Regions from separate parts of the Homo sapiens genome. Here region 1 is linked to region 2. The links are chromatin contacts, found by Hi-C or POLR2A ChIA-PET in ENCODE. All regions are on one chromosome and are shown on one strand. Each heading gives the region's core, a stretch centred on a gene start or an enhancer-like site at or near the end of the contact. The rest is flanking DNA. Distances are from core to core; before and after follow the strand shown.

Region 1 (3,909 bases), core at 340-2,839, 75 kb before region 2:
GCATCTACATGTGACTTTGAACTCAGCCTGCTGTTTCCAGAAAGTGATTGATTGGCTGGTGGTTTGGCTATAATCTTCATTATTTAGAGGTCATGAATTTGACATGAACCAGTGAATTTATTTTGTTTTGTTTGTTTGCTATAGCAATTTTTAAAAATAGCACACAAATTATTAAAGTAATTATAAAGCTTGAAAAATTCAGAGACACAGGTAGATGACAAATCATTCATAATTCTTTACCTCTTAGAATCAACTATTGTTAACATCTGGGGCCTGTGCAGTGGTATGCTGATAAATGTGAGCAACTCGCTCTCTGAGCGTAATTCCAATATGAATGTTGGTTGATATGTTTGTTTATATTAATGAGTAAGATAAACGTGAAACAAAATATGTGTCAAAAACCAAAACCAAAATATATGTCAGAGTTTCTATTCATTTGTCAATTGCATGAGCAACCTCTTTGCTGATTCAGATGATAGTTTTCAAACTGGAAGAATGTTTCCTCAGTTTTTTTGTTCTTGTCGTAATGTAACAGCTCCACATATAACATGCTTTTAGGTTGAACGTGCATTATTACTAACATTTTCTTTGTCACTTTCTTAAGTTTAGACAGTCAATAAAATGATAAAGTAAACCCTAATTTGCCAGTTTTGTGGGATAAATATTCCCACCATGGCCAATTTAAAGCTACCAATATGATACCACTGGTGATAGATTGGGAAGAGATGCACAGTAGCACGTCATTAGCAGTAGTAAAATTTAAGAAAATAATTAGGAAATGATGAACCTTTAATATTAGCTTTACTTTAATTGTAAGTTTGTATAACTTAATTTTTAATAATGGTTATATTTAACAACTGGCTTGCAAAATTTCTGAAAATTCAATTGTCAGCTCACATGAGCTGGCTCCAGCACATCACTGGGTAGATGCGTTCTCACTTTTTTTGTATAAATGTAATTATACAAATATGTGTGTGGGGTGTGTGTGTATGTGTATGTATGTATGTGTGTATGTATGTATGTATGTGTTAGTCCATTCAGGCTGCTATAACAAAATACTGTAGACCAGGTGGCTTATAAATGACAAACAAACAAAAAAATCCACACTTCTCGAGGCTGGGAAGTTCAAGATAAGACACCAGCAGACTCCCTGTCTAATAAGGGCTTGCAGTCTGGTTCATAGACAGTATCTTCTTGCTGTTTCCTCTTATGGCAGAAAGGCAAGGGATCTCTCTGGGGCCTCTTTTATGAGAACATTAATCCCATTCATGAGGGCTCTACCCTTATGACCTAATCACTTCCCAAAGGTCACATCTCCTGGTACCAAAACCTTGGAGATTAGGATTTCAATATATGAATTTGATGGGGATACAAACATTCAGACCATAGCAAAATAAATATATATTTTTTAAAGTAAGATTTTACAAATAACATTGGGATTATACTATTTCGTAGTTTGGGGACTTGTTTTCCTTGTAGACATGGATTCCGGTGTCATTTGGTCATGCATGCTCTTTTGCTTTGGCACGGTCTGCACTTTGGGCCCTTTCACAGTGCGTGCAGCTGGTCACAAGGGGAGGCTAGATGAGAATAGCTGAATAAAATGCTTCCAGTGTGGCAGGAAAGAAGAGGGAATGAATGGGGATGGGGCAGCCTATGCCCCCTGTGCAGCAGGCGAGTTATTTCAAAGTATGCTGCCAAATGAGTTTTATCATTTCCCAGGCAGAGTCCTTACTTTGAGACTATTTGGAACCTTGCTCTGTCCACCCACAATATTATGCCCCATCCTTTGTTCTGCTGAACTCCATACCTGCCATTTTCTACTACATTCTCTGCTGTACCTTCTTGGATCTCTCCTGTCTGCTTCTTTAAACTGAGGCTGATAAAAGGCACATTTCCTCTCTGTGAATCTTTTTAAATATCCTGAAAACAGAACTGTTTGTTTGGGGACAGTTGTACTCAGACTCAGAGTCTGTAGTCCTAATGAACAGTCAGTCATTCCCCTTAAATGATGGTATCCTCAGATACATAATATATTAATAATATCCTAAAACATACTTCTTTGTGGGCTCCCAAATCTAGAAATTTACTGTATCTTTTGGGTAATTTCATGTAACTATTGGTATTTATAATTTTAAATCACTTTAATGTCCTTCGGCTACCAAATATGTTCTTGGTATCTAATGGGAAAGTTCTCCAGTGGCTTTGCAAAAAAAAAAAAAAAAAGATGTTAGCTGGTGGGAAGGCTGCTAGCCCTGCTTGTCTCATGGAGAAATTGTTGAATATTTAGAGTAAAGGTTTCGTGCCTACCCACTGCTGAAGTTTCTGTTGCAATTTCCAGAGAAGAACAAATCTTTGATTGTTAAGAATGAATTCAGCTGTTTCCACGTTGTGTTTATATTCTTGGTTAAAGCCTTCAGCTTTATAACAGTAACTCCTTAAGAGCTGCCTATTTTTGAAAGACTCAGTTAAATGAGTGTTTAAAATGTTTTTTTAATTGGTAATTAAATAATTTATGCATTTTTATGAATTTACATTGTTTTGCCGTTATGTATATATTTGTTGCTTCATTATTTCTCAACCATTGATTGAGTGTATTTTATTTTGGCTTAGACATCACTAGATATTTGGTGAAAAGCTAGAAATGTAATGATGTAGGAGCCTCTAAAGGGTCAAAGGAAGGCTTAGCTAACCTAAAACCTTTGATCAAGTGATACAAAGCTAAGAAATGGGTGGCTAGGGCATTCACATTTGAAAGATACGTATATATTTTTATATATAAAGATAAATATATATTTTTATATATATTTTATATAATATATATTTTATATAATATATAATATATGATATATATTATATATTATATAATTTTTATATAATATAATTTTATATTTTATATAATATATATTTTTATATTATATATATATTTTTTTTTTTTTTGAGACAGAGTCTCGCTGTGTCACCCATGCTGGAGTGCAGTGGTGTGATCTCAGCTCACTGCAACCTCCACCTCTCGGGTTCAAGTGATTCTTCTGCCTCAGCCTCCTGAGTAGCTGGGACTACAGGCATGTGCCACCACGCCTGGCTTATTTTTTGTATTTTTTGTAGAGATGAGGTTTCACCATGTTAGCCAGGATTGTCTCGATCTGCTAACCTCGTTATTCGCCCGCCTCAGCCTCCCAAAGTGCTGGGATTACAGGCATGAGCCACCGCACCTGGCCTGAAAGATACATTTTTTAAAGTTATCTGATGTGGAAAAAATCTTACAGTGTCACAACAATTTAAATAATTTATGTATTTTATTAATAACATTCAAATTTTGCTTTTTAAAAAAAGTATCTGCCTCACTATTTCACATAAAGCCTTGGCTTCAAACTGACCTAATTTCTAGGTTTTTAGAAATGTCATTTAATTAATATTTTGATCATTTTCAGATGCTTAAAATATGTATTTGTTTTTACTTTTAAAATGACCACTATTATCCCTTATTAGTTTTATTTTAATCGCATAAAGAATGGAGAGAGACAAAATCATGTTTCTCACCTTTTTTCTTTCCCTTCTGCTGTCTAAACACACTGATTTTTCGTATGTTTTAGAATTAATAGTAGGGTTTTATTTTTCACAGGAGAATATTGCAGTGGTTAATTGAGATGAATATGCTCTCGTTTGAAAATATCACATGTTGAGGTTAAGGCTCTTCCCAAATAGTCACGTGCATGCACACACCCCCTTGTTTGTAACATTTGTTGCTAACCCAGTTCCAAATATTAGCTGCTTCTGGAACATTTGAATTTTTGTGCTGATTTTGATTGCCACATCATCAGTAGATATTAGACACCCATGCCGTGCAACTATCCCTTCTGACGAATTCAAAGTAAATTAGAAGGCTGGGTGTGGTGAATTGTGCTG
Region 2 (3,503 bases), core at 189-2,688:
ACTCCTGACCTCGTGATCTGCCTGCCTCAGCCTCCAAAAGTGCTGGGGTTACAGGTGTGAGCCACCATGCCCGGCCTCTCTCTCTTTCTTTCTTTCCTTTCTTTCCCTTCTTTCCTTTCCTTCCTTTCTTTCTTTCTTTCTTTTTTTTTTTTTTTGGTTTTGTTTTGTTTTGTTTTGTTTCTGAGACAGGGTCTCACTCTGTTGCCCAGGCTGAGGTGCAGTGACACAATCTCAGTTCACTGTGCAGCCTCAGCTTCCTGGGCTCAAGCGATTCTCCACCCCTCAGCTCCCTGAGTAGCTGGGACTACAGGTGTGAGCCACCAATGCCTGGCTAATTTTTGGTATTCTTTGTAGAGACTGGGTCTCACCCAGGCTGGTCTCAAACTCATGAGCTCAAGGCGATCCATCCGCCCCAACCTCCCAAAGAGCTGGGTTACAGGCATAAGTCACCACACCCAGCCATAAATGATAGGTATTTCTTATGCTGTAAGCTATGCAAAATTAAAAACTCGTAACCTTCTATCAGTTCCCTTTTTTTCCTTTAACATCTTGGTCTTTAAAACAAAATTTAAAAAAGAAAGAAAGAAAGAAAGAAAACTGTTGCCTTAGTCCTTGAGAGTCAGTGGCTCAAAATGTATCCCGTTTATCTTTACATAAACTTACTGCAAGTGAAGAATCTGAATTCAAACTTCTTGGATGTTATTTTGGTCTTCATTTAAACTATGTGAGTATAAATAACAGAATGCACAGTATCCTCCAGAAAACAGGTTATCTTCATTTCATTTTACAAATGGTTGTCCATAAGATAGTTCTAGAATTGTTAGAATTGTTGTTGTTATTGTTGTTGTTAAGGGATTCTGCACTGCTTTCAGTTTTATTAAATATCCACAGAATGTTAATAGATAAAACTAATTTTTTTTTTTTTAGAGAAGGAGTCTTGTTCTGCTGCCCAGGCTGGAGTGCAGTCAGCGGCGCGATCTCGGCTCACTGCAACCTCCGCCTCCTGGATTCCAGCAATTCTCCCGCCTCAGCCTCCTGAGTAGCTGGGACTACAGGTGCATGCCACCATGCCCAGCTAATTTTTTGTATTTTAGTAGAGACAGGGTTTCACTGTGTTGCCGGGCTGGTCTTGAACTCCTGAGCTCAGAAAATCCACCTGCCTTGGCCTCCCAAAGTGTTAGGATTACAGGAGTGAGCCACTGCACCCGGCCAAAACTAATTTTTGAAAATAGCCCTAGCCTGGCTGGGTGCAGTGGCTCACGGCTGTAATCCCAGCACTTTGGGAGGCCAAGGTGAGTGGATCACCTGAGGTCGGGAGTTCAAGACCAGCCTGACCAACATGGAGAAACCCTGTCTCTGCTAAAAAATACAAAATTAGCCAGGTGTGGTGGTGCATACCTGTAGTCCCAGCTACTCAGGAGGCTGAGGCAGGAGAATCTCTTGAACCTGGGAGGCGGAGGTTGCAGTGAGCCGAGATCTTGCCATTGCACTCCAGCCGGGGCAACAAGAGCAAAACTCCATCTAAAAAAAAAAAATAGTCCTAGCCCTCAGGAAACTGACATGGTATGTAGGTTTGGACCAGACCTAAATAAAATAGCTTCAGTTAACTATTAAATTATAATTTAGGAACCAGAAGGAACTTATTTATAACAAAAACTTTGAATTGCCAGAATTTTTACAGATTTTAGCAGAGCAGAGTAAATTAATAACATCTGATTGCATGTTTCCTTTTCATTTTCCATAAAGAAAAGCCTTAAATCAAGCCATTTTTTTTTCCAGAGGGTAATGTACTAGGGCTACAAATAAATTCATTTAGCCCAATAAAGGTAGTCTTAACAGTAGCCAGAGTCATCTGGGACCATTGTAGCATCTTAAACACAGATTCTAAGAAATGTTTAGAAACTATAAAGAACAAAATAGTTATGTCTTCATCTGCTGAAGGAATTCTAATTTGCACATGAATAAGACACACAGCCCCTTTGACTAACCTGATGAAGATAAAACAGTGTCCTGAGTCAAGGTGAAGCTCTTTAAGATGGGAAAAAAATGCAAATTTGATATTGAGGCCATGGCAGGAGAATCACTTGAACCTGGGAGGCAGAGGTTGCAGTGAGCCGAGATCGTGCCACTGCACTCCAGCCTGGGCCACAGAGCGAGACTTTGTCTCAAAAACAAAAGATACTGGGGCCATAGGAGGAATGTGATAAACCAGATGGTAGAGGAGAAATGCCATTATGTGCAAGAATAAATGTAGAGTGCAAAATGCTCTGGGTGTTGATAAAAGGCAATTACAGTAAAAGCCTTTCTAAGTAAAAAGGTCCATTGTAAAATCTGGCGGCCACATAGCCTAGTGGTTAGGAATATAAGCCCAGGAATTGCACTAGATTTGAATCCTGGTTCTACCACTAACTAGACATGCGACACTGGCAAGTTATGTAGTCTATCTGAGTTTTGGTTTCTTTTTCACTAAAATAAGGAAATCTATAAAAATATATCTCAGCCAGGGGCAGTGGCTCACGCCTGTAACCCCAACACTTTGTGAGGCCAAGGTGGGCGGATCACAAGGTCAGGAGTTTGAGACCAGCCTGGCCAACATGGTGAAACCCTGTCTCTACTAAAAATACAAAAAATAGCTGGACGTGGTGGCAGGCACCTGTAACCCCAGCTGCTCGGGAGGCTAAGGCAGGAGAATTGTTTGAACCCGGGAGGCAGAGGTTGCAGTGAGCCGAGATTGCACCATTGCACTCCAGCCTGGGTGACAGAGCGAGACTCCGTCTCAAAAAAAAAAAAAAAAAAAAAAGTCTCTAAAATGAGGATAACATAGTACTCATCTCTAGGACTTTGGTGGTGTTTACATAAGAGTTAGTTCCTGTGAAGTACACAGAATAAGACAAGGCATACAGGAAGCACATGACTCACTTTCTCATCTCCAAATCTTTGCCTATATGACACCTTCAGTGAGGCCCTCCCTTGATGGCCCTAATGAGTTGGCAATCCCATGCTTTCTGTCCTCTTCTGCCAGTTTATTTGCCTTCCCGTTGTAGAATGAGGGAATATTAATTGTGCTCAGAACAGTGTCTGACACATAGTGGGTACTCAATAAATAATCGTGTGTGTGTGTGTGTGTGTGTGTGTGATAACTGGTATTATTTGTTCAAGAGGGATTTTAGATTAGGAGTGGTGAATTTGAGAGGCACAAAGTATAAGAGGGAAAATCAAAGTGCAGCAAGGGTGGCAGTGGCAAAGGAATGAGATTTAAGGGATAGAGGCTTACAAGCAAATGGCATCATTAGGTATAGATCATTGTTGTCATTTAATTCTCAACAATCAAGATAAATGAGTTATACAGAGAAGATTATTCATGCTGCCCTAGGTAGGCCACTATTTACCATGCTTATTCTCAACAGAAACCAGTAATTCTAACTCCTTTTGTCTTACAGGCTGGAGATATAATAACAGAGCTGGAATCTGTAGATGATGACTGGATGAGTGGAGAACTTATG

Evidence for each region. A loop is a pair of places that touch in the nucleus more often than their neighbours do. ChIA-PET counts read pairs that join two places held with the same protein, here RNA polymerase II (POLR2A). Pooled maps may share reads with other maps.
Region 1: a loop to region 2 is called in a map of dorsolateral prefrontal cortex, with 2.0 times the contacts of the local background. The contact joins the enhancer-like site here to the promoter of SH3D19-AS1 in region 2. A Hi-C loop is called at or near these places in 1 of 168 maps with a recorded cell type or tissue (dorsolateral prefrontal cortex) and 3 of 50 pooled maps. POLR2A ChIA-PET finds 5 or more read pairs at or near these places in 5 of 52 experiments (AG04449, H1, RWPE1 and 2 more).

What each region holds. Positions count from the first base shown.
Region 1 is chr4:151,197,336-151,201,244 of GRCh38, reverse strand. The region is part of intron 2 of SH3D19 (SH3 domain containing 19); the gene reads left to right. Among named protein-coding and RNA genes, the nearest start is that of SH3D19-AS1, 75 kb to the right of the region's middle. Within about 2 kb of position 1,589, at least 4 of the 41 ENCODE cell types and tissues checked have a DNase peak (open chromatin) inside an H3K27ac peak, as active enhancers do; they include dorsolateral prefrontal cortex, where a contact is called at or near this core.
Region 2 is chr4:151,122,145-151,125,647 of GRCh38, reverse strand. SH3D19-AS1 (SH3D19 antisense RNA 1) reads right to left here and starts at 1,438. Exons shown (of 2, transcript XR_001741442.2): 1 at 1,399-1,438. SH3D19 (SH3 domain containing 19) reads left to right here. Exons shown (of 20, transcript NM_001378122.1): 20 at 3,441-3,503.